5 separate regions of the Homo sapiens genome follow, and all the other regions are linked to region 3. The links are chromatin loops, found by intact Hi-C in ENCODE. Cell type or tissue: IMR-90. All regions are shown on one strand. Each heading gives the region's core, and the rest is flanking DNA. Links, peaks and the distances in the headings are about the cores only.

Evidence for each region. Hi-C counts contacts between places; a loop is a spot of excess contacts. Peaks named below come from ENCODE experiments on the same cell type or tissue, not always from the same donor. Only the 100,000 strongest peaks of a DNase experiment are listed, where the experiment ranks them.
Region 1: a loop joins it to region 3, with 10 times the contacts of the local background. A loop is called at or near these places in 75 of 110 quality-filtered maps.
Region 2: it touches region 3 in a loop (13-fold over the local background); 39 of 110 quality-filtered maps call a loop at or near these places.
Region 4: it touches region 3 in a loop (2.8-fold over the local background); 4 of 110 quality-filtered maps call a loop at or near these places.
Region 5: it touches region 3 in a loop (10-fold over the local background); 95 of 110 quality-filtered maps call a loop at or near these places.

The regions. Positions count from the first base shown.
Region 1 is chr18:11,729,812-11,736,128 of GRCh38, reverse strand. The region is part of intron 1 of GNAL (G protein subunit alpha L); the gene reads right to left. Among named protein-coding and RNA genes, the nearest start is that of GNAL, 44 kb to the right of the region's middle. RefSeq lists an enhancer at 2,848-3,456. In IMR-90, for the core only: a CTCF peak has its summit at 2,991 (motif pointing left); no DNase peak of the experiment used is centred there; H3K4me3 peaks cover 235 bases; H3K27me3 peaks cover 904 bases.
Region 2 is chr18:11,652,449-11,658,765 of GRCh38, reverse strand. It overlaps MIR7153 (microRNA 7153), which reads left to right and starts at 3,825; the gene lies at 3,825-3,881. RefSeq lists a cis regulatory region at 930 and an enhancer at 846-1,015. In IMR-90, for the core only: a CTCF peak has its summit at 3,270 (motif pointing left); no DNase peak of the experiment used is centred there; H3K27me3 peaks cover 3,193 bases.
Region 3 is chr18:12,036,329-12,042,645 of GRCh38, reverse strand. No RefSeq gene overlaps it. Among named protein-coding and RNA genes, the nearest start is that of ANKRD62, 54 kb to the left of the region's middle. RefSeq lists silencers at 3,480-3,549, 3,930-3,999 and an enhancer at 3,947-4,448. In IMR-90, for the core only: a CTCF peak has its summit at 3,512 (motif pointing right); DNase peaks (open chromatin) are centred at 905 and 3,535; H3K4me3 peaks cover 360 bases; H3K27ac peaks cover 264 bases.
Region 4 is chr18:12,234,052-12,240,368 of GRCh38, reverse strand. No RefSeq gene overlaps it. Among named protein-coding and RNA genes, the nearest start is that of CIDEA, 17 kb to the left of the region's middle. RefSeq lists a silencer at 2,995-3,074. In IMR-90, for the core only: a CTCF peak has its summit at 2,977 (motif pointing right); no DNase peak of the experiment used is centred there; H3K27me3 peaks cover 439 bases.
Region 5 is chr18:11,935,362-11,941,678 of GRCh38, reverse strand. All of the region lies in intron 2 of LOC101927511 (a long non-coding RNA gene), which reads left to right. Among named protein-coding and RNA genes, the nearest start is that of MPPE1, 30 kb to the right of the region's middle. In IMR-90, for the core only: a CTCF peak has its summit at 3,611 (motif pointing left); a DNase peak (open chromatin) is centred at 3,608.

The DNA.
Region 1 (6,317 bases), core at 381-5,380, 310 kb after region 3:
CACCATGCCCAGCCAGAAGTATCTTTAATAAAAGAAGTCTCTCCCTCTGTGGGAAGAAAATAGACTAGATTTGGAGATGTACTGGCATGTTAAGTCCCAGAGTAAGTTGCGGGACAAGACAGAGAGTAGTAAACTCTGCATATCAAATCACTATGTTAATAGATTCTTGTATATGAACAGGGGGAGGGCTCGAAGGCATCCGATAAACAATTGGGACCCAGGAAGGGAGGTTTCCAGTGTTGCTCTCTGTCCTTTTCCATTCTCTGAACTTTTTACTGTGACCTTGCATTTTTTTCTCCCTTCCTTCCTTCCTTCCTTCCTTTCCTTCCTTCCCTCCCTCCCTCCTTTCTTTCTCTCTTTCTTTTTTTTTTTTTGAGACAGGTTCTCACTCTGTGGCTCAGGCTGGAATGCAGTGGCACAATCTCGGCTCACTGCAAACTCCTCCACCTCTAGGGCTCAGGCAATCCTCTCAACTCAGCCTCCCAAGTAGCTGTTACTACAGGTGCATGCCACCACACCTGGCCAACTTTTTATAGTTTTAGTAGAGGCAAGGTTTTGCCATGTTGCCCAGGCTGATCTCGAACTCCTGGGCTCAAGTGATTCTCCTGCCTCAGCCTCCTAAAGTGCTAGGATTACAGGTGTGAGCTTCACACCTGGTCACATTCTTTTTAATTAAAGAGACCAGTGAGCTACTCTTATTTAAATGATCCATTCCTTATCATCACTCTCTTCATTGAGCTCAACTCACTTATTAATACCACTTATCAATACCTTATCAGGTCGGGCACAGTGGCTCACACCAGTAATCCCAGCACTTTGGAAGGGCAAGGCGGGTGGATCACTTGAGGTCAGGAGTTCAAGACCAGCCTGGTCAACATGGTGAAACCCCGTCTCTACCAAAAACACAAAAATTAGACGGGTGTGGTGGTGCGAGCCTGTAGTTCCAGCTACTTGGGAGGTTGAGGCAGGAGAATCACTTGAACCTGGGAGGTGGAGGTTGCAGTGAGCCAAGATCGTGCCATTGCACTATAACCTGGGTGATAAGGGCGAAACTCCATCTCAAAAAAAACCCCCACAAAAACAATAAACAAAACCTTATCAAATGCCCACCAATCCTCACGTCGGCCTGGCGTTTTCCCTGTGCCCACCTGAGTCCAGCCTTTCTCTTTATCTAGGATGCTCTCTTCCCACTTCTCTGCAAGTCCATCAAACCGGTTCTATACTTGGTTCAAGCACTCCTGCATCAGATAGGGGACGCTGGTCTAAATGCCATTTGCCCTTTAGCTTCCTGCCTGGTTGCTGTGGTTCTCTGAGAATGCCAAGTTTCTCCAGTAGAATAAATCCCCCCAAAGGCTATTTCCTACATGCTCATCAGATCATTGATGCTTACTGAGTGAACTACAGAATGACCCCAGCAGTGGTCCTGCTTAGGATCTGGTAGTATTCCCTTTGCAACCTAAAACCTCACCTGTTGAACGATGCCATGAGATCTTTAGAGTCCTAGGCGAGCCTATGAAACTCCCATGCTATCTAGAATGCAAGCTATTGCTAATCTCTCAGAAATTGCTGCTCTCCAAGGACATATCATTTAAGCCACACAGCCATGCTCCAGCCCTCAGAGCCCAGACATGATTGCCTCCACTGAATCCATTCTATGTGATTTGATCCTGTCCTGTAAAGAAAATCTACACCCGGCGCGGTGGGTCACGCCTGTAATCCCAGAACTCTGGAAGGCCAAGGCGGGTGGATCACGAGGTCAAGGGATCGAAACCATCCTGGCCAACATGATGAAACCCCGTCTCTACTAAAAATACAAAAATTAGCTGGGCGTGGTGGTGCACGCCTGTAGTCCTGGCTACTCAGGAGGCTGAGGCAGGAGAATCGCTTGAACTGGGAGGCGGAGGTTGCAGTGAGCTGAGATCGCGCCACTGCACTCCAGTCTGGTGACAGAGCGAGGCTGTCTCAAAAAAAAAAAAAAAAGAAAAAGAAAAAGAAAAGCTTATTGCTCTTCCCTAACCCCCAGTTCCATCGAGAAACCACCGAGCCTCTGGAAAGATGGTTTCATCTGAACTAAGAGCTGTTTCAAAAAGGATGAGGCCACCCCACATCTTCATCCCTTCTGGTGAGGCTGGGGGCCTCCTCCAGGAGAGAAATGATGGCGCAGTTCTACAGAACGGACACAGGACCTGTCCAGGAATGTGCAGAATGACACGCACACACAAGTTCTGGGCTTGGACTTTTTTTTTTTTTTTTTTTCAGTGATAGACATAGGGGATACAAGTGCAGTTTTGTTGCATGGCTATAGAGCATAGTGTAGGCATCACTTGAAGAGCGTACACTGTACCCAGTAAGTAATCGTCCCTCCCTCCCTCACATCCTGCCTCTCTAATGTCTGTTCTTCCACTCCTGTGTCCGCGTGCACACATTGTTTCACTCTCACTTATGAGAACATGTGGCATTTGACTTCTATTTCTGAGTTATTTCACTTAGAGAATTACCCTCAAGAAGACATGATTTTACTCTTTTTACAGCTGAATAGTATTCCATAGTGTATAAGTACCACATTTGCTTTATCCAGTCATCCGTTGATGGACTTGGAATGTTTTTTAAGACAGAAAAAACATCTCCAAAAGATGAAAATGAGAACACACCAGTGAGAGGCTGGGACCTTGCTGCCGTTTAGCTCCAGCTCTGGAGAACTGGCTGTGTCCAGCAAGCCCCCCAGCCTCACTGGCCTCACTCCCCAGTTTCGCTTCTGCTCTCCGCCACCTGGGTACAGCATTCAGCAGGCAGAGCAGTTTAAAGGGTGAGCAGAGGGAAACAGCTCACCCTTTTATATAGCAGGAGCTTCACACATGACAGCTGTCCCTCAGACACAGCACGAGAGGCCCACACCTCCAAGTCCCCAGTCGACGGCTCCCCGCGCCCGGGCGCAGCTTGGTGCATTGCAGGAGCCTTTCCCTCGCCAGCGCCCCTGTGCCACAGCGCCACCAGGCGGCCGTTCGAGAAACAACCCGACTCTGAGCACAGATCAGAGTCTTCTCTTCACATGTCCAGGTGTCCACAGCGGACCAGACAACACTACTTCCTTCCAAGCAAGTTTTATTTCTTCTTTCCTTGCTGTCTGCAATTTCTGACAAATCAGTTAATCACTGCCCAGAAAGCTCTTACTTCATGAATACATAACTGTAGGCATCCCTATACCCACTCCTGTGTTCCCGCCTTTCTATTTTTGCTGTTTCCCTCTTCGTGAATTTCCCTGTGCTTCTGCTTATGTGATTGCTGTAGCTAACTTACTGTGCTTCTCATCAGTTACTGGGTTCTGCTGATTTAACATTTACATTGACAAAACAATGTTTCAAAGCATATTAACATTTTCTTTTGAACACTCCGTCTATCCCTCCTCCATTTGTAAATGTTGGGAAGATCCATATTTAGAACCATGTAGTTAAAACTTGTTAGCACTGAATATTGCTAACATACAACACAATTGAAATGATAAAATCGGGGCAAAACTTGACACTATTCCTTTTTGAACAGATACCCATGGGTGAGGACAGACTAAATGTAGAGTTACGTGTGCTTGAGAACAAATGAGAAAAAATGACAAATAACCCAATTAAAATAGGAACAAAGGATTTGAACAGACATTTCTCTAAAGAAGATATACAAATAACCAATTTGCATAAGAAATGATACTCAACATTATTAATTAAGGAACTGCAAATCAAAAGCACAGTGAATAACATCTCACATCCACTAGGATGGCTACAATAAAAAAGACAGTAACGAGTGTCGGTGAGATGTGGAAAAATTAGAACCCTTCATACACTGCTGGTGGGAAAGTAAAATGATGCAGCCACATTGGAAAACTGTTTACGTTTTTCTTAAAAAGTTGAACATACAGTTACCACATGACCCAGCAATTCCAATTCTTGGTAATACCCAAGAGAAATAAGCATATATTTAGACAAAAACCTGTACACAAATGTCCATAGCAGCATTATTCATGAAAGCACAGAAGCAGAAACACGCAAATGTCCACCAATGATAAATAGACAAAATATGGTATACCTATATGATGGAATATTGTTCAACCACAAAAAGGAATGAAGTAGAGATGTATGTTACACATAGATAAAAACATTATGCTAAGAAAAAGAAGCTAGTCACAAAAGACCACATATTATAAGATTATTTATGTCAAATGTCCAGAATAGGCAAATCTGCAAAGAGAGAAAATAGACTAATGGTTGTTGGGAGGAAGAGCAGGAGGGGAAACGGGGAGTGACTGCTAGTGGGTCCAGGGCTTCTTTGCAGAATGATGAAAACATTCGGGAATTAGATATTCCAGTCCTTCAGCAGTGGGCTCCCAAGGACGGTGGTGATGGTTCCACGGCCTTGTGAATATGCTAAACACACTGAATTGTACAATTTTAAGAGGTGTGAATTCATGATATGTGAGTTATTTCTGCACTAGGGGAAATAAAAAAACAAATGGCAATCTTTCTGGATTGGAATTCAATTGCGCAGTGGGATTTCTACGTTCTTTCTTCTGTTTTGTCAAGGACTATATTCGACCTATCGTAAACTAAAAATAAAATCCTAAGGCCCCCCACTGACTGAATGAAGCTTCTTGGCCAAGGGTAACCTCAGAAAAACCTTAAAAACTGAATTCCCAGTCGGGCACGGTGGCTCACGCCTGTAATCCCAGCACTTTGGGAGGCCAAGGCGGGTGGATCACCTGAGGTCAGGAGTTGGAGAACCAGCCTGGCCAACATGGAGAAACCCCGTCTCTACTAAAAATACAAAAATTAGCTGGGCATAGTGGCGTGGGCCTGTAATCCCAGCTACTCCGGAGGCTGAGACACGATAATCGCTTGAACCCAGGAGGCGGAGGTTTCAGTGAGCTGAGATCACAGCACTGCACTCCAGCTTGGGCAACAGAGTGAGACTCCGTCTCAAAAACAACAACAACAACAAAAACTGAATTCCTGGCCATGATGGTAAGGGAAGTCAGACACACCTCATACCCCATTCTTTTTGGAGTTTAGGCACAAATGACTGGAATTAACATTAAAACAGAGATCATCAGTCTAATGCAATAGATTCTGTGTGGCAATAAGACACCAGATTATAAACAGGACCCAAGGCCATGCTAGGCAAGGGTTAAGTCACATGCTGCAAACTATGAAAGCTTGCTAAAGGTTTTTGTTTGTTTGTTTTTAATTAACTCGATATGACATGGCTTACTTTCCAATTTGACTCTGGTATAGTATCACATGACAGATAGCCGACCCCCTTAACTTAAGCATCCTTTGTACTGACTTCAAGTCTTTATTTTATTTTATTTTTTTTCCTTTTTGAGATGGAGTCTCACTCTGTTACCCAGGCTGGGGTGCAGTGACGCGATCTCAGGTCACTGTAACCTCCACCTCCTGTGTTTGAGAGATTTTCCTGCTTCAGCCTCCTTAGTAGCTGGGACTACAGGTGCATGCCACCATGCCTGGCTAATTTTTGTATTTTTAGTAGAGATGGGGTTTCACCATGTTGGCCAGGCTGGTCTCGAACTCCTGACCTCAGGTGATCCACCTGCGTTGGCCTCCCAAAGTGCTGGGATTACAGGCGTGAGCCACTGTGCCCAGCAAGTCTTTAGAAAAACTTAACTTGGCCAGGTATGGTGGCTCACACCTGTGATCCCGGCATTTTGGGAGGCCGAGGCAGGCAGATTACCTGAGATCAGGAGTTCGAGACCAGCGTGGCCAACGTGGGGAAACCCCCATCTCTACTAAAACTACAAAAATTAGCTGGGCGTGGTGCCGGCACCTGTAATCCCAGCTACTCAGGAGGCTGAGGCAGAAGAATCGCTTGAACCTGGGAGGTGGAGGCTGCAGTGAGCTGAGATCGTGCCACTGCACTCCAGCTTGGGTGACAGAGGGATACTCTGCCTCAAAAAAAAAAAAAAAAAGTGGGAGGCTGAGGCAGGAGAATGTTGTGAACCTGGGAGGCAGAGCTTGCAGTGAGCCGAGATAGCGCCACTGCAGTTCGGCCTGGGCGAAAGAGCGAGACTCTGTCTCAAAAAAAAAAGAAAAGAAAAGAAAAGAAAAACTTAACTCTTTCAACCCATTGCCAACTAAATAAAGAATCCCTAAAACCCACCTATGACTTGTAAGCCTCTGCTTCCAGATGTCTCGCCTTTTTGGGCCAAATTAATGTAGAATTTCCATGTGTTGCTTTATGATTTTACCTGCAACTCCAGTCTCCCTAATGTGTAAAATCAAGCTGTAACCCAACTGCCTCGGGGCGACTTAATCAAG
Region 2 (6,317 bases), core at 686-5,685, 380 kb after region 3:
GAGATGGAGAAGGGAATTAGGAGGGCAGGAAAGAAGAGGGTTAGAGATACAGCAAACCCATGAAAGAAACCTCCCAGGTCAAAGAAAGCTTGGCACCCAAGAATAAAAAATACAGCCCTGTGTCTGGGGCATGTGTCCCAGAGGAGGACTGGCTGGAGGTGAGACTGCATGGGGCCTGACACCACGCTGAAGATCACGGTTTCAGTGACTTAAAAGTTTGTGGAAGTAATGTTCTCCCAACTAGCTGCTGTTTGGAGCACGGATGGGGGAAAGAAAGCCTGTAGGATGCTCTTGGGAGTGTCAGGCCATGGAAATGATAGTTGCTTTGGTTAGGTTACAGGGAGTAGAGACGGAGAAAAGTGGATGAGGTTGAAATATATTTAGGACACAGAATGGGTAGGACTCAATGCCATGTTGGATGCAAGTGCGGAGGGACAAAGGGATCAAGGATGAGTTTGTCCTCAGCACAAATGACTTTCCCATGGAAGAACCATTTTGTGAAGTGGGATGAGCTTGTGTTGGGGGGAGGCTGACTCTGCACTGGTTTTGGGACCTTCTGAGGTTGAGGCAATGTGAGACCTTCACACGGGGATGTGCAGTTGGGAGTTGATCTGGAGGGCTGGAATTCAGAGCAGAGATTGGGTCGAGAGACGGAAATTTGGCATTGTGAACATGTTTGAAGCCATGGGAGTGGGTGAGACCTTTGAAGAGAGATCACAGAGTGAGAACTGAAGTGAGTTGAAAGCAGGATTTTGATAAATTCCAATGTTCAAACTAGGCTTGGAGAAGGAGCAGGAGCTCTGAAAGGAAACTCAGAAAATGTGGCCAGAGGGTCAGAGGGTAAACAGAGAGTGGTTCCTCAGGAAGCCGGGGAGTGGGTGTTTCAAGAAGCTTAGCGGTGTGCAAGGCTTCCAAGAGCCATGAAGAAACTGAGCAAGATGGCAGGCTTATCATCACGCAAGCCTCTGCTGGCCTAAAGGAGAGTGTTTTAGTGGCTGGATGTCCGACTGGGGGGTGCTGAGGAGTGGGGCTGAGGAAGAGTGGACGGACGGATGGCCAGATGAATCAAAACAAAGCTCCGGTGGGAAGAGAGAGCAAGGAGCTGGAGGGGACCAAATCCTGGGGGGGGGGCTCCCAGGGGCAAAGGAGAGCAGGCACGGATGCCAATGGAGAGGCATTTTGTGAGAAAAGGCTGAGGTTTTATGAGAAAGAGGGAAAAAGGGAGTGGAGTGCCTGAGGAGGCTGGGTGGGCCAGGGCTACTCGGAAGCATCTAGAGAAGTGCTGCCTTTTGATAGGAAGAAAGGGCTCTCGTTTTAGTTTTAAAAAAAAAAAGATGCAGTGAGTGGCATTGCTGCGCACAGGCTCTGGTGAAATGGCGTCAGGATGCGTCAGAATTCCTCACCGGCGTCTTCAGATTTTCTCTGAAGTATTTGAGATAAGATCATCTTCCATAGGGTGGCAGCAACAGTGGGAGGTTTGAGGGAAATGGAAACTGCAAGAAATTGTTACTGTGTGGAGGTGCTGGGGAAGCAGGCATTCGGAGACCTTTATTAGGTTTCATGATATGAAGATGACACAGGAGAGCTCATCAGCTCCAAAGTATTTACAATCGAATTTCCTAAAGAAGTGGACTGGCTGCACAGATTGTGGTCGCTGTCCTTCATGCTTGTGCTGGTATTTAGAGCACAGTGTCTCTGTCTTACCCCCCAAAGCAGCTCTGGACTCAATGTCTAATGAGCATCTGAGATGGCACCCCACCTTTTTAGTTTTGCTGTTTAAAAATAGTTTCACAAATGACTTTCCTCTGCTAGGGAGCAAATGTCAAAACACTTTCTGAGAACTCCCATGACCTGACTGTTGAAGTGACAAAGCCTATATCCCTTAGAACAAAGTAAATTCTGGTGCTTCTTTTTTGGTGTCTGTTTTGTATTGTATCTATTTTTTAGAGATGGGGTCTTTCCATGTTGCCCAGGCTAGAGTGCAGGGGGGGCATGATCATAGCTCATTTTAGCCTCCAACTCCTGCACTCAAGTGATCCTCGCACCTCAGCCTCCCGAGTAGTTGGGCCTACAGGTGGTGCCACCACACCAAGCTCTGTCTGTTGATTGGGATGCAGCTAGGGTGGGGTGAGTGGTAGAGGTAGATTCATTGGCACAGGAAGGCCCCCACACACATGAGACCAGAGGAACTGGCTCCATCCCTGTGTCTGACTTGCCTTTGTTGTAGAAGCAATGGTCCAGCTCCCAGGTCTAGAGGCTTGAGTTTGTTAAAATGTGCTGGACATCCAGACAAATCAGACACTTTTTATGGAAAGCTATATAAAGGACACCATCCTTCCTAACAATACCACAGAGATTCAAGGGATTCAAAAATCGAGAATGAAATCCGTTCCAAAGCACGATACTGATGGCCTAATTTTGGCTTATGTCCTGCTGAGTTACCCCCAGTAGTGGGCCTGAGCCCCTTGGGGGAGGGACAAAGTAAAAGGTGGGTTGGTTGGGGAGAAGTGTTGACCTGGAAGTTGTAGCTGAACTTCAGTAAACTCTTTTATGAGGGGTATAAGCTTTGCACCCTGATTACGTACTAGAAAGATAATTGCTATTCAAACTTAAAAATGGCTACATGTACTATCTTGGTTTCCAGTGCTCCACAATCTGGTTGGAGTCCCATCTATTCTTTCATGCTTAGTTGGAATCTTCTTCCCTAGCTATATTGATTAAATAGGGATGAATCACGCCCTTAACCACGCTCAGAGCACTCCTGAGATAGTATCTTCTTTCCCCTTTGTTATCAGTTCCTCAAAGACAGGAGGATGTCTCTTATGTGTTTATATTCCCAGGGTTTCATACTTAGTACTTTTTTGATGTGCTTACCTCTTTGAAGTTTTAGGGAACTTGCTCAATAATAAAGACTAGACATTGAATTTGCTGTCGAGATGTTCAAAGCTGAGGCTTTTTTTTTTCTTTTGCTGTGATTCCAGAAAATCCTGTCTTCCATCTGTGTTTGGGAGGCAACTGAGCGGTCTCGCCTGGCAGTTTCCTGTTGGGCTTGTTTCTTCAGCGGACCCAGGTCTGGTGTTCCTTCTCTGTCCCTCACCACGACCTCTCTACTATTGAACTTATAAAAGGGGAGATAAGGAGTGTAAACCATTTAGAAAACATATGTTTGATATTTATAGCTACAGAAGATATTTAAGGTGTGATTGATCACACGTGAATTTCCTTCCAAACAACAAACCGAGCTGGGAAAACACTCAGTGGTGTAGACCGCCCCCTGCTGGCCTCGTTCCGAACCCCAGAGCGCGCCGGTGCCATCCCGTCGCGTTGCCGCAGGGAGGGGAGGAGTACCGTGCCCACACCTAGGAATGTATCTTCGTGGAAACCCCATGGCACAGGGTGTTGTGTCCTTTGGAGCCCCTCCTCGCAGCTGTGAGCTATTTACTAATAGCTATCACGTGGGGAGGTTGTGTTGCTTTAAAAATGGAATGATATTTCTGCTTTACAGTTTTCCTAAATCTGGGCATCTAGTGAAGCTGTCCTTCGGGAATTCACGCTCCAGCTGGAAGCCAAAGGGGGAGGGCTGTGTTCTCTGAGGGAGTTGGAGGTCACCCCGTGCTGGCGAAAGGTCTGGGAGTGGAGCTCAGGAGGTCTGCCTTTGACTCCGGCCTCCTTCTCCAAACTGGGGGTTTCCTTGTCAATGGAGTGGTTTGACTAGGTGATTTCTAAGGACCCTTCAGCTGTGTCATGGTGGGCAGCACCGTCCTGCCTTCCTGGAGCTTACATTCCAGCTAGCGTGTTTACTCGAGCTCCTGTGCTCGGTGTGGTGAGAACTGACAAATGTGGTAGGTGGTCGAAGTCATCCACACCATGGACGGTTTACCACTTCTGTGACCGGACCCTGAAGTCGGGATTTGCTGGGAAGCACACAGGTGCACCCATCTCCTTCCAGGTCACTGCCCCAGTCAATTCGTGCTGGCTGAGGCCGTCTGCGCATCCAGCACTCCTTGGTAATTCTTGTATGTCTTCATTCCGCTTTTCCTGCATTAAGCATGGAAGCTCTTTCCAAACTTCTTGGTACCCGGGTCCTTTGATCCTCCTGCCCCTGCTGCTTACTCTCTTAGCAGAAAACCCTACCTCCCTCCTGCAGAAAAGACGCTGTCTGAATTGCTAGCCTTCCCCTCACTACTGGCTGGCTCTCATCAGTGTTGAATTTACCTTTGCCCCAACCAAAAAGCCAAAATACTGGATGCTGCATTTGCCACCTGCATTCCATATCTCATATCTTTCCTTCCCTTCACAGTCAAATTTCTTGAAAGCAGTGTCTACATCCACTGTCTTCCTTTCTTGCCTCGACTTGTTCCCGAAGCCACTGCAGGCTGGCTGACTTCCTCATCTCCACTCCACCGAAACGGCATCATTTCAAGGTCCCCCAGTACCTGCATGTTGCTGAAGCCAGTGGGCACCTAACACTTTTTGTTTGGGGCACTAGACCATTCCCCATGCTCTCGATCAATGCTCCTGGTTTCCCCCTTCATTTCAGCTGCTTATTTCCTGTGGTAAGGGTCCTGCTTGCTTTTTGTCTTCCTTTGCGTTCTTTCCCAGATGTTTTTCGGTTTTGCTCCCCATCCTGCCACCACGGGAGCAGAAGAGGCAGGTGCAGGGATGCAGAAGCACAGCAGGGAGGTGCTTTAGACGGGTTGGCTAGAAGGCCTGTGGAAGAGGGCATTTGGCCTTGCTCATTTCAGAATTCCTGCGAAGAGAGCACAGGGGCAAGGGCCTTCCCTAGATTACAAATGGAAATGAAGCACAAGCTTGAGTGCCAGAGCAGCATCAGCTGCTGTGTGGCGTGGGAAGGGACCCCGACGTCCTAGGGATGCAGGGTAGATCTGAGCTACTTGCTGGGGAGCTTGCCCTAGAAGTCTGCCAAGGTGGGGTTGGAGGGGCCCTGCAGATGAGAGCGGCCAGGTGAGCTGCCTGGACTGGGGGCAGGTGGGATTGCAATGTAACAAGTGGACGCCAAGAGGCCCCACCGCACAGCAGGAGCTGAGGTGGGGTTCGCCAGCAGTGGGAGACAGCCAGGCTCTTTGGGAGGGATGCCCGTACTAAAGGGAAAGTCACATTTCTCAGCTGGATTCCATTTCACTCTCACTTAAGTGGAACCAGCCAATGTGCACCCAGGACAGGATCCAAGGTGGGGACCCATGGAAGGAGCACAGGCCTCCAGCGCTGCGAAGGCATGGGCACCACTCCAGGCCCACATCCTCTTGGAGAAGAGCAAGAGAGTGGAAGAAGCAGGAAACGTTATTTACCCGCCTCAGAAGTCACCCAAGAGCTCGTGAAATTGGGCAGGGACTGTGGTAACATAAAGTTTCAAGTTCAAAGTTTATGTGTCCTTCCTTACTCCCGGTGGAGTGGGCTCATGAGAATATCCAAGTGTTTATAAAGGATAAAGAACCCACATTTTCTTTGCACATCTGGCTGGAAAGTGAGAAATGTATAAATTTTTGAAGAAACTGAAGGGACTGTCATACATCTGTAATAATGATACACGTAAAGTCTGTGGAATAACATGAAAAATCTGTAAGATGTACCATTAAGCGAGCAAAGAATAAAACTTGTGTGTTTGATTTTAACCGTGTAAAATCAAATACTTTTGAGTAAAACCTGGAAAAAACGTGAGGAAAATAAAACCAACTATCACTGTGGTAGGAGTGTAGGTGGATTTTTAAAAAATCCTCTCGTCTTATTTATTAAGAATAAAATAAGGTTGTTAATTCATTTTTTTGATTGTGGTATACTTTAAATTTCTTTCCTGGTGGTGCAGTGTACCCCACTTTTTTTTTCTTTCACTGGAACTAATGTTTCTGTTTGGAAAAGCACACATAGGCCAGGTGCACTTTGGGAGGCTGAGGCGGGTGGATCAGCTGAGGTCAGGAGTTCAAGGGGCCCTCCAGCCTGGCCAACATGTTGAAACCCCAACTGTAGTAAAAATACAAAAAGTTAGCTGGACGTGGTGGTGTGCACCTGTAATTCCAGCTACTTGGGAGACTGAGGCAGGAGAATCACTCGAACCTGGGGGGCGGTGGTTGCAGTGAGCCGACATTGCGTCACTGCATACCAGCCTGGGTGACAGAGCAAGACTCTGTCAAAAAAAAAAAAAAAAAAAAAAAAAGAAAAAAAAGGAAAACCACACACAATAAAATTTTAATAACTATTCCTTTCTTAAAAATCATGAAAATGCCATGTCATTTCCTTTTACTGAAAAAAATTACATAAAATTTAAGTATAAAATATGTCATAGAATAGTAAATAAAATA
Region 3 (6,317 bases), core at 421-5,420:
TGGGGGTGTATATTCAGTATATAAAGCACTTAGCACAATTCCTGGCCATATTGAGTGCCTATATTAAACGTTTCTTATTACTTTTTTGTTTACCATAGTTAGGTTCTGAGCTGGGTGCTGGAGTTACAGTATTATAATGACATCATTCCTGTCCTGAAGAAGTTGACAATTTGAAGCAAAGGGAGACAAACATGAACACAAACAGGTACACAAGGTCATCAGTGTTCCATGCTGTAGAAACACAGCCGAGTGCTGGGTGCACAGAAGGAGCAGTGCATTATGTTGGGGTGGGGACTCTCAACATAGCTGCAGTGAGTTTTGATCACCACTATATTGTTGCCTGAGTGACACAGCGAGACTCATCTCAAAAGAAAAAAAAAAACACAAAGATCGCCTCAACCTCCCAAGTCTCAATCTTCCCATCTCAGCCTCCTGAGTAGCTGGAACTGCAGGCACATGCCACCACACCTGGCTAGATTTTCTATTTTTTTGTAGATATGGGGTCTCGCTATGTTGCCCAGGCTGGTCTCAAACTACTGGGCTCAAGCAATCCTCCTGCCTCAGCCTCCCAAAGTGCTGGGATTATAGGTATGAGCCATCATGCCTGTCTTGATTATCTTTGATAAAAATGGAGGTGATTCTAGAGAGAAATTTTGTTTCAGTGGAAAACTACAACCCATCCTGGTGGGTTATCAAATACTTGTCATGTTTACTGTCTTTGAGTTATTTTCACCTCTTTGTAAACTGGATCTGGCCGTCTTGTGCATGTTGTCAGTAATGAGTGTTTCCAGTATTCTCCCCTGTCCTAATTTGGCATCACTGAGAACTAAAACTGCCCTTTTCCAGAAACCCTGAAACCTGAAGCTGAATCACTCAGTGTAACTTTAACAGAATCATCACCACAGCAGTTTGGGTGACTCAGAAAGTTCACCAGAGCACAATCCTCCAAGCGCCAGGAAATAACAGGACTGCGATGCTGTAACTGCCATCCTCATTCCGCTATGTAAGGATCCTTGGAGACCAATATCTAGAAATCTGAACTAATGGCCCTCTGAACTTAGAAACAGGATCTATAGTCAGCACCGATGGTTAATCTTTGTATTTCTTTTGTATCCATAGAAATGCCCTCATTCAATGCCTGATTGCTTGCACACATAAAGACCCACCTTTGGGGGTGCCCCACCCCCACCTGCACCACCACCTCCTGAAATGAGACACAGCTGTTTAACTGGACTGAGATATTCCCAGGGCAGAGAGACTGGTTTAATGGGAACAATCAAATAACTTCGCTTCTGGAATGTGACACATCATAGAGAAGTTTCAGACAGGGAAATGAAGGGCCTAAATGATGCCACTCCACAATATGCCATTGTGGCATAAGGATTATTTTGAGCTGAAGGTAATGGAGGATCCACAGGTGCTGAAAGAGTTCTCTGTCTTCTCCTTTTCTGCCTGAAATCAGATCATAAATGCCTTCTTGTGAAGGTGGCATAAAGTACCCTGTGAAGGTGTCCCCCTCGCCCCCACCAAGAATAGAGTGGCTCTTATCACCGGAGTTAGCACCAAGATGAGTCCACATAAACAAGCCTTTCTGAAATAGCCTTGTCTTCCATCACCTTCCCCAAATACTCCCCAGTCACTTCCCAGTGCCTTGTCCTCCCTCAAGGTCAAATCCTCTTTTCTTTGTTAAAGTTATCAGCCCCTGAGTCTCGCTGCTTCTTTGAGTTCCACTTCTTTTCTGTGAATTCCTATGCACATAAACATTAACAAAAATTGTATACTTTTTCTCTTATTAATCTTTATTTTCAGTGTAATTTGCAGGTCCCCATTAACTGAACCTAAGAGGGTGGAGGAAACATTTTTCCTCACCAGCAATATATCTCTCACTTAATCCTTAACCTATGAATAGGTACCATGATTATCTTTATTTCACTGATGATGCCACTGAGGCACAGATAATGTAAAAATCCTGTCCAAGGTCTCTCTCATAGCTAGTAACTGATGTAGTTGGGACATATTAAATAAATGATGATTGGCATGTTCAGTCGAGTTAAATAAGATTTTTCTGAGTGTTCTGGGAAGATTTTGAAAATAAAGCCATGGCTCCGTTCTTCAAATATTTATTTAATTGGCAATACTTGTTACCAACACAAAATTGCACACGTCAGTGTCCGGAAGCATAACTCAGATTCCATCTTATACTTAGCCAAACCTGATTAAATGGTTTCCCAAAGTTACTGTTGTAGCCATACAAAGACAAAAACAACCTCTTGTCAAATCAGAAGAGCCACAGAAAACAAGAGAGTACCTCAAAGTCAACCAGTGACTGCTGAAAAACATCTATCCAGAAAAAAAAAAAAGAAAAAAAAAAACAGGCATGGCTTTGGGAAGAAGACATGAATTTGAGATCTAGCATGAGGAAGTATGGAGAGGGAAACTGGTCTAAAATACTGTTACATTATAAATTCACCACTGGCCAAGTGTCATGTGAAAAGACAGATGAAGGACTATGAAGAAATTAAAACTGATTTGCTCAGACAGTGAAGACTGAATGTGTTTGTAAAAGCTTCATACATGGACAGTTAAATATGTTGATCACTGCATTTTGTTTGTAACTTGCTGGTCATTGATGTTTCTTAAAACTGTTGTTTAAGGCATTACAGGTATTTTTCTGCAACAGTCAATATGAGGATTTGTACTACAAGAGATAAAATATATGCTATCATTGTTTTTTGTGTGTTTGTTTTTTGAGATGGAGTTTTGCTCTTGTCACCCAGGCTGGAGTCCAATGGCGCAATCTCAGCTCCTGCAGCCTTGGCCTCCTGGGTTCAAGAGGCTCTCCTGACTCATGCTCCTGAGTAGCTGGGACTACAGGCGTCTGCCACCACACCTGGCTAATTTTTGTATTTGCAGTAGAGATGGGGTTTCACTATGTTGGCCAGCCTGGTCTTGAACTCCTGACCTCAGGTGATTCGCCTGCCTCGGCCTCCCAAAGTGTTGGGATTACAAGTGTGAGCCAACGTGCCGGCCTATCAATGTATTCTTTAAGCATCTTTTTATTTTGATAAAATGTAAATTTGTTTAACCCTGCTGCATGCAATAACTCAGCCCCCAAATCCTGTTTCAATTTAAAAAACAAAAACAACACCCTCTTGTCAAAAACTTGATTAAACTCTGGGTGAACTAGTTTTCTCACTTTTTTTCTCATCAGGCTTAAATTTTTATTGCATATCCTTACTTTAGCCATGGACTGAGTTGGTATTTTTTGGTTATGCACTCACAGCACGGCACAACGCATGGAATAACGGCATGTGTTCCGTCACAGTCCCCGCTGTCCTGTGCCCCTGCCATTCGCGGATACAGCCGAGCCCCACGGTTAAGCTCCTCCCGACCCAGGGACAAATGGCCTCGCCCAAGGGCGCAGGACGAGTCCCAAGCCCAAGCCATTCTGCAGGGCCCTGACCAGAGGGCGTCTGCGGCCTCGCGTGCTGCGCAGTTCTTCCGCTCGGACAGCAGGGGGCGCGCTGCCCTTGGCAAAGAAAGCCTCCGCGCCCAGCGACCAGCACCCAGCGCCCGCCTATACCGCCGCGCGGGCCGGTACCGGGTCAGGGCGGCGCGGAGCGTGGGTTGCAGAGACAACCCCAAGTGGTGGCTGGTCCCGGCGAGTCTGTTCCCGTTGTGCTGTCGCCTCGCAGCCCAGGGCTCCCTGAGAGTGAGGAGAAAGCTCAGGCTCCCAGGGCGGGCCCGCTTGGTCCCGGGAACTCGGGAGTCACCGCCGTCAGTGTGACCGGGTCCGAGAGCGCGGGTCGTTGGAGCGCAGTGTGGCCGCCGCGTGGGGACGTCTTGGGGGAGGTGATGGCGACGCTGGGGGCCGACCCGGGGCACCGCGTGGTCCCAGACAGCTGCGCCCATCAGGGCAGACGGGCGCCCCAGCCCCTCAGTCCAGCCCGGGCCCATCCTGCTCCGGGCTGCGGGGACTGGGGGCGGGCCGCCCGGGGGCGGCCTGGGGCCTTGGAGATGTGACCCAGGTGACACGGACTCTGGGACCACCTGCCTCTCACACCGGGGTGCCCGAGTGCCCTCATGATTTGAAGAAGAGGGAGACAGAGTCGGAGCCCAAAGCATCTAAAGGCCGCGCTGGCAGCACGCACCCACCGGGAGGAGATGACGAAGCCGCCCTCGCGTCTGAAAGCGCCTTCCTTCTACGCGTGCAGGGACGCGCCTGGCAGCGGCCCACCCTGAGGCTGCAGGACAGGAACCGGTCCCCCGGATTCCTCTTCCTCAGGAGCCCTTACAGAGTCCACACAGCCGGCTGCGAGGGAGGACAGAGCCCACTCACATCTCCACGTGTGGAGGCCGCCTGGCCTGGAAGCTCATTCCCTGCAGAAACCAGTCTCTCCAGGAGCCCCAGGGTGCCCCTAGCAGGAATCACCACACCCATAGCATAGCTCTCTTCCATTACTTAGTGATGGCGCCTCCCAAATCAGCTTCCCCCTGCCAGCCAGGAGCTGTTTTCGCCATAGGCACTATTGCCTAGTAGGCAGCTGGGACATTCCACCTTCGCCTTCTGCCAGGAGAACAGGTAGAAGGCCAACTGCATTTAGTTCAAATAATGCAAAAAGGGAAACATTGTTAAACTTTTGCATACGAATATTGATTTTATTAAAATCTGGAGATATCTTTTTTGAGACGGAGTTTCACTCTTGTTGCCCAGGCTGGAGTGCAGTGGTGTGATCTCGACTCACTGCAACCTGCGCCTCCCAGGTTCAAGCGATTCTCCTGCCTCAGCCTCCCAAGCAGTTGGTATTACACGCGTGGGCCACCATGCCCGGCTAATATTTTTGCATTTTTAGTAGAGACGGGGCTTCACCATGTTGGTCAGGCTGGTCTCAAACTCCTGACCTCAGGTGATCCACCTGCCTTGGCCTCCCAAAGTGCTGGGATTACAAGCATGAGCCACCTCACCCGGCCTAAAATCTGGAGATATCAAACCTAAATATATATTCCCTTCTTTTACAAAGTGAAAAAAAAAAACACAAAAACTAACTCTATAGAATGTGAAAACAGAGACATATCTTAATAGTAACACATGTTAAGTGCTTTGATTCAATTCCTGTTGTTGAAACCCAAAAGCAAAAAAACCCCAAAACCTTTGAGAAAGCTGCTGGTACCAAAATGGAGTCACTTACATTAAACTCCAGCAAAATGGAGTGGTGGGAGGCCATCAAGAAGCCCTCACGCCCACATGCCTGAAACAGGACTTATCCCAAGACTTTCCTGCACCCAGACCAGCATCACGACTTAGTGCAAGGACTTCTTGAGGCCGCAGTATTCCAGATCTGCCACCAGCACGCAACACTGACCTGGCAACAGCCGCCTCCCCCAATCAACAGAGCCAACTCCTGCAGTGAGCTTCTGTCACCTACGAGCCTTGTTTCAAAGCCGCTCATGTGTACATCTGTTTGTCTTTAAAAGATTCCTCTTTGGCTAGGTGCAGTGGCTCATGCCTGTAATCCCAGCACTTTGGGAGGCCAAGGCAGGCAGATCGCTTGAGGTCAGGAGTTCGAAACCAGCCTGACCAACGTGGCGAAACCCCATCTCTACTAAAAATACAAAAATTAGCCGGGTATGGTGGCGAGTGCCTGCAATCCCAGCTACTCGGGAGGCCGAGGCAGAAGACCCACTTTAACCCAGAAGGCAGAGGTTGTATTGAGCCAAGAGCAGAGCGAGACTCCATCTCAAAAAAAAATAAAAATAAAAATTTATCTTTGCCACGACATCCCTGGATATGCCCTGATCCATCATTATAGCACACACATCCTGAACTATAATCCCTTGCCTAGTCCCAAGTGAGCCCATTTGTTCTGGGTCCTATCTGAGCTTCTTTTTAGCCTGACACCTGCACAACTGCTGCGTGTGGTGACTCACAGTTACTAATATCTCAGTGAAACTCTTCTCCAAGCCAAGGGGCCCAACAGACTTGGCCCTCCGTGCACAGGCAGGCCTGATGCATGGGAGTGGCTGGGAGCCACCACCCTGTCAAAGGCGGAGACCTTGGAACCACCTGATGGCATTCCAGACTTATAGGTGGATAATTAATGACTTCACAGCATGGAAACTTCCAGTTGGCAGCAGTTGCAGGCCATTCTGACCCTTACTGAGATGGTTTTTGGGGAACGTGGTCCAGATGGTGGATGTGACACTCTCAGCCGGCACAGGTATGAGGACTGAGGCCATCCTCGGGCAGGGGCAGGAAATGGAGGATTGCCAGCTGTCTGGATCTGGGCAAGGGCTATGAGGTGGCACACCATCCAACC
Region 4 (6,317 bases), core at 700-5,699, 200 kb before region 3:
TGAAAAGATGCTCAACATCACTAATTAATAGGGAAATGCAAATCAAGTCCACAATGACGTACCGCTTCATACCCATTAGGATGGCAATTTTCAACAAAAAGGGAAGTAACAAATGCTGGTGAATATGCGGAGGAATTGGAGCCCATCGTGCATTGCTGATGGGAATGTAAAATGGTGCAGCCACTGCAAGAAAAAAAGATAACACTTTAGTTTTTCTTTAAAAAGTTAAACAGAATTGACATATGATTCAGCAATGTCACTTTCAGGTATATATCCAAAAGAACTGAAAGCGGAGACTCAAATGAACACTCGTTCATTGCAGCATTATTCACAATAGTCAAAAGGTGAAAATGACACAAATGGCCATCCACAGATGAATGGACAAACAAAATGTGGCATTGCCAGACAATGGAATGCTATTCAGCCTTAAAAAGGAATGAGATTTTGATACATGCTAAAACGTGATTAAACCTCGGGGACATTATGCTAAATAAAATAAGTCTATCACAAAAGGACAAATATTGTATGATTCCACTTACATGAGGTACCTAGAGTAGTCAAATTCATAGAGACAGAATTGAATAGAGGTTCCCAGAGGCTGGGGTGGGGGCAGAAGTAGGGCACCATTGTTGAATGGGTACAGAGTTTCTGTTTGGAATGATGAAAAAGTCCTGGAAGTGGGTGGTGGTGATGATTGCACAGCAATGGGAATGGAATTCAGTGTGAATGCCACTGAACTGCATGGATGTACGTGCCCCAGCCAGGGATGAACAAGCTGGTGTGTTCGTAAATGGACACTACCCAGCGGTAAACAGGAACGAGCTACTGACACCTCCAACAACACGCATGAACCCCAAATGCATTATGCGAAGAGAGAAGCCAGATTCAAATGACCATGCACTGCATCATTCCATTTATGTGGCATTCTGGAAAAGGCAAAAATATAGGAGCAGATCAGGGTGACCAGGAGGCAGAGTTGTGGGGAGGGAGCCTATGATGGGGACACATGGGAATTTTGGAGGCGATGGGCTTGTCATATATCCCGAGGGTGGCAGTAGTTACATAACTGTATGCATTTGTCAAAATGTGCAGAAATATACATTAAAAAGAATGAACTTTACTGTGTGTAAGTCATGTGAAAAAGACTGGTAGGAGTGCAAAATGGTTGAGTCATTGTGGAAAACTCTGGCAGTTTTTGAAAAGTAAAGTGCACATTTATCCTATTACCTAGCAGCTCCACTTCTCCCAGTGTTTCACCCAAGAAAAACAAAACATTTGTTGACAAAAAGACTTGCACAAGAATATTCATAGCAGCCTTATTCACAGCAACCAAAACCTGAAACAGCCCTAACTAATGTTCACTAACAGAATAGATAAGCAGTTGCTGGTGTATTTATGCAACAGAATACTACTCGACAAGAAAAAGGAACAAGCTGCTGATCTACACAGCAGCACGGGTGAGTCCAAAAACATGCTGAGTGGGAGGGCCAGGCATAAAAGAGCTCAGATTGCACGACTCCATTTCTGTGAAGTTCAAGAACACGTAGAATGACCTATCGGGGGAGACTGCTCTTTCTGTGTCCCCAGAACTTTGCTGTGTTTTTAGGACATTGATCACTGATGACCTTGGTAGAGGATGTCACAGGCAGGAAGGGACAGAAAGGACTTTCTGGAGCTATAGGGAATGTCTGCATCTAGATTACAGTGTTGGTTACGTGGGTACAGACATTTGTCAAACTCACAAATTGTATGCCTGGAACTGTGCATTTCACTGAATATAATTTTTAACCTCAAAGAGAAAAATAATGTCTAGTGACAGAGTCAGAAAGCAATTATCTGGTTGGGGAAGGGGGCTGATGGGGTGGAGACACGAGGGAACTTTCTGAGTGATGGAAATGTTCTTCATATCTTGTTTGGTGTAGTCAAAGCTCATCAAACTGAACACAGAAGAACTGTGTAACTTATTGTATATAAACTACACCTCAGCACAAAAGAATGTAAAATATAAAATAAATAATGCTGCAAAAAGAGAATAGTCAATAGTTATCATATTTAAAAAATAATTTTTAAAATGTTTAATTGTGGTAAAAAAACACATAAACTTTACCATCTTAGCCATTTTTAAGTGTGCAGGTCAGTAGCGTTAAGTGTATTCATACTGCTATGTAACAGATATCTAGAACTTTTTCATTATCCCAAACTGAAACTCTGCACCCATTAAACAGCAACTTCCACCACCCCCTTCCCAGGCCCTGGCCACCATGCTTGTATTTTGTCTCTTTGAATTGGACCACTCTGGGTACCTCATGTAAGTAGAATCACACAGTATTTGTTCTTCTGTGTCTGGCTCATTTCACTTAGCACGATGTCTTTAAGTTTCATCCATGATGCAGCTTGTCTCAGGATTTCCTTCCTTTTGACGGTTGAATAATATTCCGTTGCATGCATGCAGTACGTGGTGATCATGCATCCACCCATCGATGGGTATCTAGGCTGCTTCCACCTCTTGACTACTGTGAATAGTGCTGCTATGAACGTGGGTGTGCAAATATGGCATCATAATTTTTAAAAATGAAAAACTAGGGCAGCAAAGATTGACTGTCTGGTCACTTTTTCCTTCCTTTTCTGCATTGTTCAGAGGCCAGCACAGGAACAGAGGACGACACCCATGACCAGCACTGAATCCGACAGTGACCCTGGGTAAGCAAACGCTCCTGCTTTTCCAGAGGCTGAAACGTGTGTCTTTGGAGCCAATGTAGAAATACAGCCGGAGGTTATTTCAAGCCAAAAGACAGCAAAGGTCGTCTCCTGTGCGTTTCCAGGGGCAAGACCCTCTGCACTGTCCAGGGAGGAGGCTCTCGTGCCCAGTGGTTTCTGCAGGCAACACTGGCTCCCGGCACGGTTTGCTCCCCAGATGGCCCCATCTCTATCAGGAGGCGGTGCAGGAAGGCCTGGGGAGAGCGGTGTGCGCCCGCGGCCACCAGGGGGCAGGCGACACGACAGTTACCGGGCACTGACAAACTCCGCACAGTTCCCGCTGAGACAAAGCACCCCTGGACTGGCTCCCCTGCTGTCCTCACCCCCACTCCACCCACCGGGCCATCTTCCCACATTCTGGCTTGCGTGGAGGTTCTCCAGCCACAGCTGTCAATAGAGGATTGGTGAGACCCTGGGGGAAGCCCTGAGGTTTATCAGCGCGCCTGTGGGTTTGCAAGCGTGTGCGTTCTATGAAGCTCTAGAGGAGGTGAGCTGTGGCCAGTGCAGCCCAAGCGTAGGGCTTTCAGAGCCCATGGTAACAGTTATGTCATTTTTGCCTGCCCTGCGTACGCCCCAGCGCAGGTGCGGCTTCCTGTGTCCCTGAACAATGCCCTACAAGCCCAGGGGAGAGCGTGAAGCTCAGCTCAGCTGAACTCGCAGCTACTTAGCTAGGGAGGCTATGAACATGGCTTCCAGATTCCCCACTCCTGAGATAGGATGGGCCTGCACATCCCCCCAGCCTCAGAAGGACCCTTTTTTGTCATAGGCCAGGGCGAATCTTCACCTCACTCCCTCAGGAATAAGAAACGACACTTAGGTGCTTCACACATGTCATTCACAAGCTCTGTGAGTCAGTGGCCCGTGGTAGAAACTGCTGCTCTACTGTGCCTTATATTTTTCACTCATTCTAAAATGAGCTATGGGATCTTGGGCCCACTCATTACTTCCACTTATCAACTGCATTTGGCCTATTTCATTGCTAGGACTTCTATTTTATAACCCCTTACATGGGACTTGCCACCAGATAGACTCTTTATACCATGATCCAGTTCAATTTAATTCACCGCGCATTTACCAAGAGCCTGCGTGTGCCTGTCCTTTCCCAAACAGCAGTCTGCTCAGATGTGTCCGATAGCCCCTCATTGGCTACGAGATGAATCACAGAGTTTTTAGCACGGCTCGTGCAGCTCCAAGACCTTCCAGCCCGGTGTGCCAGCCCAGGGTGAGCCTCCGCCAGGTGCCAGCTGCTGTGACTGTGGCCATTCCCCTGGACCCACTTGCCTGCCGCCCACGCCACCCCCTCCCGCCGGCCACACGGGCCCCTCGCTGATCCTGAATTCGCTGCACATGTTCATGAGGACTCCGTGTCCTCGTTCCTGTGGTTTCTACTGCTTAGAGTTCTTCTCTTCCTCCACCTAAAACCCACTCCTCTTCCAAGACCCAGCTCAAGAGGGGCCCTCCTGCAGAACCTCCTGGAACCCCCACGCCAACATCACGCACTGCTCCTTCTGCGTGCCCTGCCCTCGGCTGCGTTTCCACAGCACTCACCACTGATGACCTTGTGTACCTGTCTGTGTTCATGCGTCTCTCCGTTTGCTTCAAACTGTTAACTTCTTGAGGACAGGAATGATGTTACACCCAGCTCAGAACCTAACTATGGTAAATATAAAAGTAATAAGAAATGTTTAATATGAGCGCTCAATATGGCCAGCAGTGGTGCTAAGTGCTTTACATATTGAAAGGGTCCTGAATATGCACCCCCAAATGTGCCACTTTGGCATAAGGATTATTTTGAGCTGAGGAAACTGAGAATGGGCATATGCAGGACGAGCTGTCTGCCCTCCCCTTTCCCATGTGAAAGCAGGGCATAAACTCCCCTGTGAAGGTTCCCCCTCTCCACGCCAGGAGGGGAGAGTGACTCTTCTCACTGGAGAGGGAGTGAGCGTGAACAAACCTTGCTAAACTCACCCTCACCTTCTGTTAGCGTCCCCCATATGTTCCCAGCCACCTCTCCATGATTTGCCGTCCATGAAGCCCAAACCCCCTTTTCTCTGTTAAAATGGCAGGTAAGCCCCTGAGTCTAACCATTCCTTTGAGTTTCACTTGTTTTCTGTAAATTTTCATCCACATAGAACATTTATTTAAACAATTTAAATTATTTAATTCATTAAGTTTTGTAAAGACGGGGTCTTGCTATGTTGCCCAGGCTGGTCTTGAACTCTTTACCTCAAGCAATCCACCTGCCTCAGCCTCCCAAAGTGCTGGGATTAAGGGTGTGAGCCACCGCACCACTCAGCCACATTAATTTTTTTAAAATTGTTTGCCTTTTTCCTGTTTATCTGTCTTTTTAAAGTTTAATTTGCAGGGCCCCAGGCACTGAACATAAGAGGACAGATGAAAAGTTCTTCCACTTAGAAAGTTGTGACAGCCACAAGGGGCTCACTCTGGAGGCTGCAGCCGAGGTCTCAGGACACTGATCATGCTGACGAAAGGAGGAATTCTTACCACACCAGCCCCCCACAATTCTGCTCAGAATCTGGTCAAGCGAGAGCGGTAAGACTGACTCCAGTCTTGGCCTTGCACCTCCCCTGAGCGGCTAGAGCTTCTTCCTCCCATCACTCCTCCTTGCACGGCCTCTTACCACTGCATTTATTAAAAAGCAGAGAATCTGGAGGGTGCTGATCCTGGAGCACAAGCCCACATCCACCCAGCTGCCCTGAGGCTCACGAGAGGCAGAAGAACCGTGAGCCACGCTGAGCCGAGCCCACTCTTGAAAATGTCCTCAGTAAAGCCTGATTGGTGTCCGCACTGCAGGACACTGCGTTACTTGCATTTGCAGGTGGTGCCAGTGGGGACAATTGCCCCCCACCCCTGAATATGGGTTTTTGGGAGTGTGGACCAGCTGAGCTGATCGGGGGCGGGCAGACTCCCTCTTGTGCTGGTGGACAGCTTGCCTGGTTGGGGTTGTCACTGACCATGTGGAGATGGGATTGTGTTGAGTATCACAGAAGCCCTTGACGCGGAAGTGTGCAGGAGCTTTGCGGAAAGCAGAGTCCATCTCCTTGACCCTCCTGGCTGTTTGGATGTTCGAGTCCCCCGCAGGGCATTTTCCTCATGGCTGGAACAGCCTGGCCCTTCTCACTGGAAGCCTGTTTTCAGGAAATATTCTGCTCAGGGGATCATTGTGGGGAGACTGGGCTCATGCCCCATCACAGAAGAGACTCCTCTGGGGCCCAAATGCAAACTGGAGTAGCCCAAGGAGGCTGAGGGAGCTTTCCTCCACCTCAGCCATCTGCCCTCGACTAAGGAAGGTAGGAGGGGTTACAGGGGTGGCTTCTAATGAATGAAGGTCCTGAATTTGTTCCTCAGCCTGAGCCTATCGAGAGGAATGGGATAGACTTCGGGGTCTTTATGTTTCTTGCCCCAGAGACAAAACAGCAGAAAAGTGGACCAAATTTTTACCCAGATCTAAAACAGACCTTTATAATAATGTCCAGAATCTTCAGTTATGGGTGGTAGAACACTTCCCCTGCTGAGAATTATAACATAAATGAATTATT
Region 5 (6,317 bases), core at 554-5,553, 100 kb after region 3:
ACACCTCTGACAGTGGGGTTACATGACTGTAATCCCAGCACTTCGGAAGGCCAAGGCAGGAGGATTGCTTGAGCCCAGGGGTTCAAGACCAGTCTGGGCAAGATGGTGAGACCCTGTCCCAACAAAAAAATTTTTTTAAATGTATATTTAGCTGGGTGTAATGGCATGTGCCTGTAGTCCCAGCTCCTGGGGAGGCTGACTGGGGAGGATTGCTTGAGCCTGGTAGGTCAAGGATGAAGTGAGCCATGGTCACACTACTACACTCCAGCCTGGGCAACAGAGTGAGACCCTGTCTCCAAAAAATATATAATAATAATAATAATAATAATAATGAAGTATGTGTTGCCCATATCTACTCATTCATGGGTAATCTTGAAACTGCCTTTGCAAAAGTTATATCCATGAGAAAATTATAACGGTAAACTAAGCTAGCCTAACCTCCATCTTGCCTTTCCCTTAATTATTCCCAGATTATTGGACTAAGCTAACTTTGGAAGACCTTTCAGCTGCAGTTTAAATAATAACAGGCCTTGCCCAAAACTCAGCTGCTTTTGTAAAGCTAATTGGAGGCCATCACGCTGAGAGAGGAGAGGAGGCTGGGTCCTGCTAAGTTATTCAGAATGTTATAAAATATGATACATCCCCAGTTACTCCTCCAAATAACACCATTCTTGAAGATTGGCCTTTTGAGATATCTTTCCAGGTTTTTTGCATGTCTGACACCCATGGCTCCACCTGGATGACAACCCTTGCTCCTGTGGCTGCACCTAGAGTCGACCAGCCCACAGGAGGACCGCTTCAACCCACTATGATTTCATCTCTGCCCCCAACCAATCAGCAGCAAGCACCTGTTACCTAGCACCCCCCCTCCCCAACACTGCTTCCCCCAAACTGCCTTTGAAAAACCCCTAATCTGATGGGGCGTGGTGGCTCATGCCTGCAATCCCAGCACTTTGGGAGATTGAGGCGGGCAGATCGCGAGGTCAGGAGTTCGAGACCAGCCTGACCAACATGGTGAAACCCCGTATCTACTAAAAACTACAAAAATTAGCTACTAAAAACTACAAAAAAGCTACAAAAATTAGCTGGATGTGGTGGCACGTGCCTCTAATCCCAGCTACTCAGGAGGCTGAGGCAGGAGAATCGCTTGAACCCAGGAGGTGGAGGTTGCAGTGAGCCCAGTGGGTGACAGAGTAAGACTTTGTCTCAAAAAAAAAAAAAAGAAAGAAAAAGAAAAAAACCCCTAATCTACGAGCTTTGAATGAGATGATTTGAGTACCAATTCCATCTCCCAGTGTTATGGCCAGCCTTGTGTCTATTAAACTCTACTACAATGCTGTGGTCCTTTCTTTCTTTCTTTCTTTCTTTCTTTCTTTCTTTCTTTCTTTCTTTCTTTCTTTCTTTCTTTCTTTCTTTTTCTGAGACAGAGTCTTGGTCTGTCACCTAGGCTGGAGTGCAGTGGTGCAAACTGGGCTCACTGCAACCTCCACCTCTTGAGTTCAAGCAATTCCCATGCCTCAGCCTCCCGAGTAGTTGGGATTACAGGCATGCGCCACCACCCAGCTAACTTTTGTATTTTTAGCAGAGATGGGGTTTCACCATGTTGGCCACCTGGTCTCGAACTCCTGACCTCATGATCCACCTGCCTCAGCCTCAGCCTCCCAAAGTGCTGGGATTACAGGCGTGAGCCACTGCACCCAGCCTGTGGTCTTTCTTTATGCAGCGAAGAACACCTCAGGTAGCTACAAATTTTTCTCTTTATACTTTTCAGTGTTTTCAAATTCCTTGCAATTAACATATATTAATTTATATTTTTAAATATATTTAAAAAGTAAAGTTTTGCTAGGTGCAGTGGCTCACACTTGTAATCCCAGCACTCTGGGAGGCCTAGGCAGGTGGAACACTTGAGGCCAGGAGTTGGAGACCAGACTGGCCAACATGGTGAAACCCCATGTCTACTAAAAATACAAAAATTAGCCAGGCATAGTGGCACACGCCTGTAATTCCAGCTACTCAGACTGAGGCACAGGAATCATTTGAACCTGGGAGGCAGAGGTTGCAGTGAGCCAACATCGTGCTACTGCACTCTGGCCTGGGTGACAGAGGGAGACTCAGTCTCAAAAAAAAAAAAAAAAGTAAAGTTTTGCCAGGGTGGTGGCTCATGTCTGTAATCCCAGCACTTTGGGAGGCCGAGGTGGGCAGATCACGAGGTCAAGAGATGAAGACCATCCTGGCCAACATGGTGAAACCCTGTCTCTACTAAAAATACAAAAATTAGCTGGGCATGGTGGCATGCACCTGTAGTCCCAGCTACTTGGGAGGCTGAAGCAGGAGAATCAGTTGAACCCCGGAGGCAGAGGTTGCCGTGAGCCGAGATCATGCCATTGCACTCCAGCCTGGTAACAGAGACAGTCAAAAAAAAAAAAAAATAGGGGCTGGGTGCGGTGGCTCACTCCTGTAATCCCAGCACTTTGGGAGGCCGAGGCGGGCGGATCACGAGGTCAGGAGTTCAAGACCAGCCTGACCAACATGGTGAAACCCCGTCTCTACTAAAAATACAAAAATTAGCTGGGCCTGGTGGCGCACGCCTGTAATCCCAGCTACTCAGGAGGCTGAGGCAGGAGAATCACATGAACCCGGGAGGCGGAGGTTGCAGTGAGCTGAGATCGCGCCATTGCACTCCAGCCTGGGCAACAGAGTGAGACTCTGTCTCAAAAATAAATAAATAAATAAATAAATAAATAAATAAATAAATAAAATAAAGTTTTAGTGGCAGTTGGATATAAGAAGCAGACTACAGAGGGTTAAAACATTGATGGGTGTTTGGGATGGAAGGCAGTAGGTATTGGCAGGACAGCTATTGCACAAAATTATTCATTGACCTGAACATTCTCAATTCTTGTTTCTTTGGAAGTTATAAAGGCAGATATTTAACATGCTTTAATTAATAAAGTTCTTTTGCACTTTCGAAGACTATTCGATGGATAACACATTCCGTCCCCTGCCTTCCCAGCGTGGGCTGCCTCTGGCCTAGAAATGCAAATGTTTGCTTGTTCGTAAAAAATGCGTAGCCGAGAGCTTCAAAATGTGAGCAAGAACATCATATTTGTTTGCAAGTAACTAGCAAAGCAGCAGAAACATTGGCTGACTCCAATAATCTTTAATCATTATCCCCTTCCCTGCAGTTTCCTTCAGAAACCGTTTACCTGTAATTTGTTAGGAGACAGCTCTGAGCTTCTCATTATGAGCCCTTCACTAATTCCACCAGCTCATCAAAACATTTCAGATATTCTAATTGTTGGTACTTTGTCATCCTTTGGGACTTAATCTAAAACTCTGTCATGAGAGAATTTTCTTTTTCAGAGCTAAAAATATTGTGAATGGAACCATATTACTGGTGAGGTCAATACATGCTCCTAGACTGTTTAACATGAGAAGTAAATTAAAAAGCCTCCAGATTTTGTCTTTCCTAGTTAGCCTCTCTTGGAATCCCATGAATGATTTCTTTCCTAACTAAACACCTTACCTGGTTAGGATCTACTGTTCAATTGTCATATGAAGAGGAAACAGATTGGCTTCCCATCACAGCAGAGGGGCCACTTGCGCCATCTGCTGGGGACATTGCTAATCATTTTATAATTTCATGAGGTAATAGGCTCGATTCAAGTGAGTTCACAACCTGATCACTTTCAATATCTCCGACTAACAGCTATTTGCTCTGAGACCCTCCGTCATTAGATTATGTTTCAGAGTATAATTTAGTTTTCCTTTCAGTAGATAAAAATAATTTTAAGCCAAAATATGCAGAGTTATCCCAGTCACTGTCTGCTGTCACTCCAAAGGATGCCCTAAGGAGGGTTTAAATAATAGAGTTGAAAAATAGCTAATTTCTTTCTTTCTTTTTTTTTTTTTTTGAGACGGAGTTTCACTCTTGTTGCTCAGGCTGGAGTGCACTGGTGCCATCTTGGCTCACTGCAACCTCTGCCCCCAGGGTTCAAGCGATTCTCCTGCCTCAGCCTCCCAAGTAGCTGGGATTACAGGTGCCCGCCACCACGCCCAGCTAATTTTTTGTATTTTTAGTAGAGATGAGGTTTCACCATGTTGGCCAGGCTGTTCTCGAACTCCAGACCTCAGGTGATCCACCCGCCTCGGCCTCCCAAAGTGCTGGGATTACAGGTGTGAGCCACCTCGCCTGGCCAAAAAGTAGCTAATTTCTTTAGGGCAATCACAGTGGTGTGCGTGTGTGTGTGTGCGTGTGCGTGTGTGCGCTTTTCCCTCAAACTGATGTCACTGACTTCTTTCCTTCTTCCCCTTTTGTTTCTTCTTCTTCTTTCTTTGTTTTGCTCTTTCCATTCTCCCTCCTCTTCTTCTCCTCTTTCCCCCTCCTTCTTCTTCTCCTCTTCCTCTCCCTTTTCTTTTTTTTTTCTTTTTTTTCTTTTTTTTTTAGGGATGGGAATGTGCTCTGTTGCCCAGGCTTGAGTGTAGTGGCTAGTCACAGGTGCAATCATAGCTCACTGCAGCCTTGAACTCCTGGCCTCCAATGATCCTCCTACTTCAGCCTCCTGAGCAGCTGGGACTACAGACATCTGCCACTGAGCCTGACTTTCTCTGTTTTCTAATTATCAAAAAACATCTACTGGGAATCTTGTCTCCAGGTTACACTATGATCTCCCAGGCATCTAGAACAAGACCCATGAGTGAAATACCTCTGTGTATATTCTGTTAGCAAGCTTTGCAAGCTCCAAAATTGTGGCAGAAGACAGTGACATGCCCTGGGGGAGGGAGGTTGGCCAGATAGCTCAGAGGTCTTAGGGTGCTTGGGTGCCGGGCTCAGAACTGGCCAGACTGTTGGGGCCTCTGCTCTCTGGAGAGCTGGAAAGGGTAGAATCAGGACCTGGGCTTAGAGTGTGCACACTTGGTCTAGGATTTGTCTTCAGGATCAATTATTTTCTTGACAACCATCTGGTTGCTTTCTGCTGAGCCCTGCATTGGCACCGGCATTCCTGCTCCTCCCCAGCCATGGTCCCACACCTGCACTCTAGGCCCCTCCACCCCTCCCCTGGGAAGCGCCCTCACTGTGTGGTAGTCTGGACTGTTCGACTTCTTGGCCTGGTAATCCCTGGCTTTCAATCCCTGGGCCCAAGCCTGCTCTGCCCATGGCTGAACTTCGCCAGCTCTGCCTGCTCAGGGGAGGAATTTTTTTTTTTTTTTTTTTTTTTTGAGATGGAGTCTCGCTCTCTCAGACTGGAGTGCAGTGGCACAATCTCGGCTCACTGCAACCTCCACCTCTTGGGTTCAAGCAGTTCTTCTGCCTCAGCCTCCCGAGTAGGTGGGACTACAGGTGCACACCACCATGCCCTGCTAATAATTCAGGAGAGGATTTGACAGTAAGTTGATTCAGGGCACATTACTTTCTTTGCTTGGTTACAGCTGGAGCCAGTTTGTTCCAACAGTTAGTAACTTTACATCTTTGATTTTCCTTGGGATGTGACTGCAGTGTTTCCACAGTTATGGCTCCAGTTCAGGAATTTAAGAAAATTGCTTTGTGTAACATGAACTGGAAACTAGCGAACTAATTTCTTTTCTTTTTTTTCTGTTTTTTTTTTTTTTTTTTTTTTTTGAGACGGAGTCTTGCTCTGTCGCCCAGGCTGGAGTGCAGTGGCGCGATCTCGGCTCACTGCAACCTCCGCTTCCTGGGGTCAAGCCATTCTCCTGCCTCAGCCTCCCTAGTAGCTGGGATTACAAGCGCCCACCACCACACCTGGCTAATTTTTGTATTTTTGGTAGAGACCAGGTTTCACCATGTTGGCCAGGATGGTCTCAATCTCTTGACCTCGTAATCTGCCCACCTCGGCCTCCCAAAGTGCTGTGATTACCGGCATGAGCCACTGCGCCCAGCCTAGTGAACTACTTTCATAAACTACAGACCTGCTTCTTTGTAGAGTGAGTTCAAATGATGTCTGGGAAGTGATCAGCACTTGGATCACAGAGGAGTCAGGACTCTCTGTGCTTACTTCCTGCTCACGGAGTTGGGAAGTTTTAGCACTTTCAGTTGTTGCTACATAGACGGAATGTGATTACACCTCTACTCTTGACAGTTTTTAGAGATAATATTGGAGCATCTCTGTGCTAAAATCAAAAGCAATCTTTTTGTCTTATATTTATTTTGTAAAGTTATAAAAATAATTTTAAATACTATCAACTGAGACTATTCGCTCTTCAGAGGAAATTGTTCCAGTTTTTCTTGAAGGTCCTTACTTTATTCTTCTATTTTTCTTTTCCTTTTTTATTTTATTTAATTTTTATTTATTTATTTA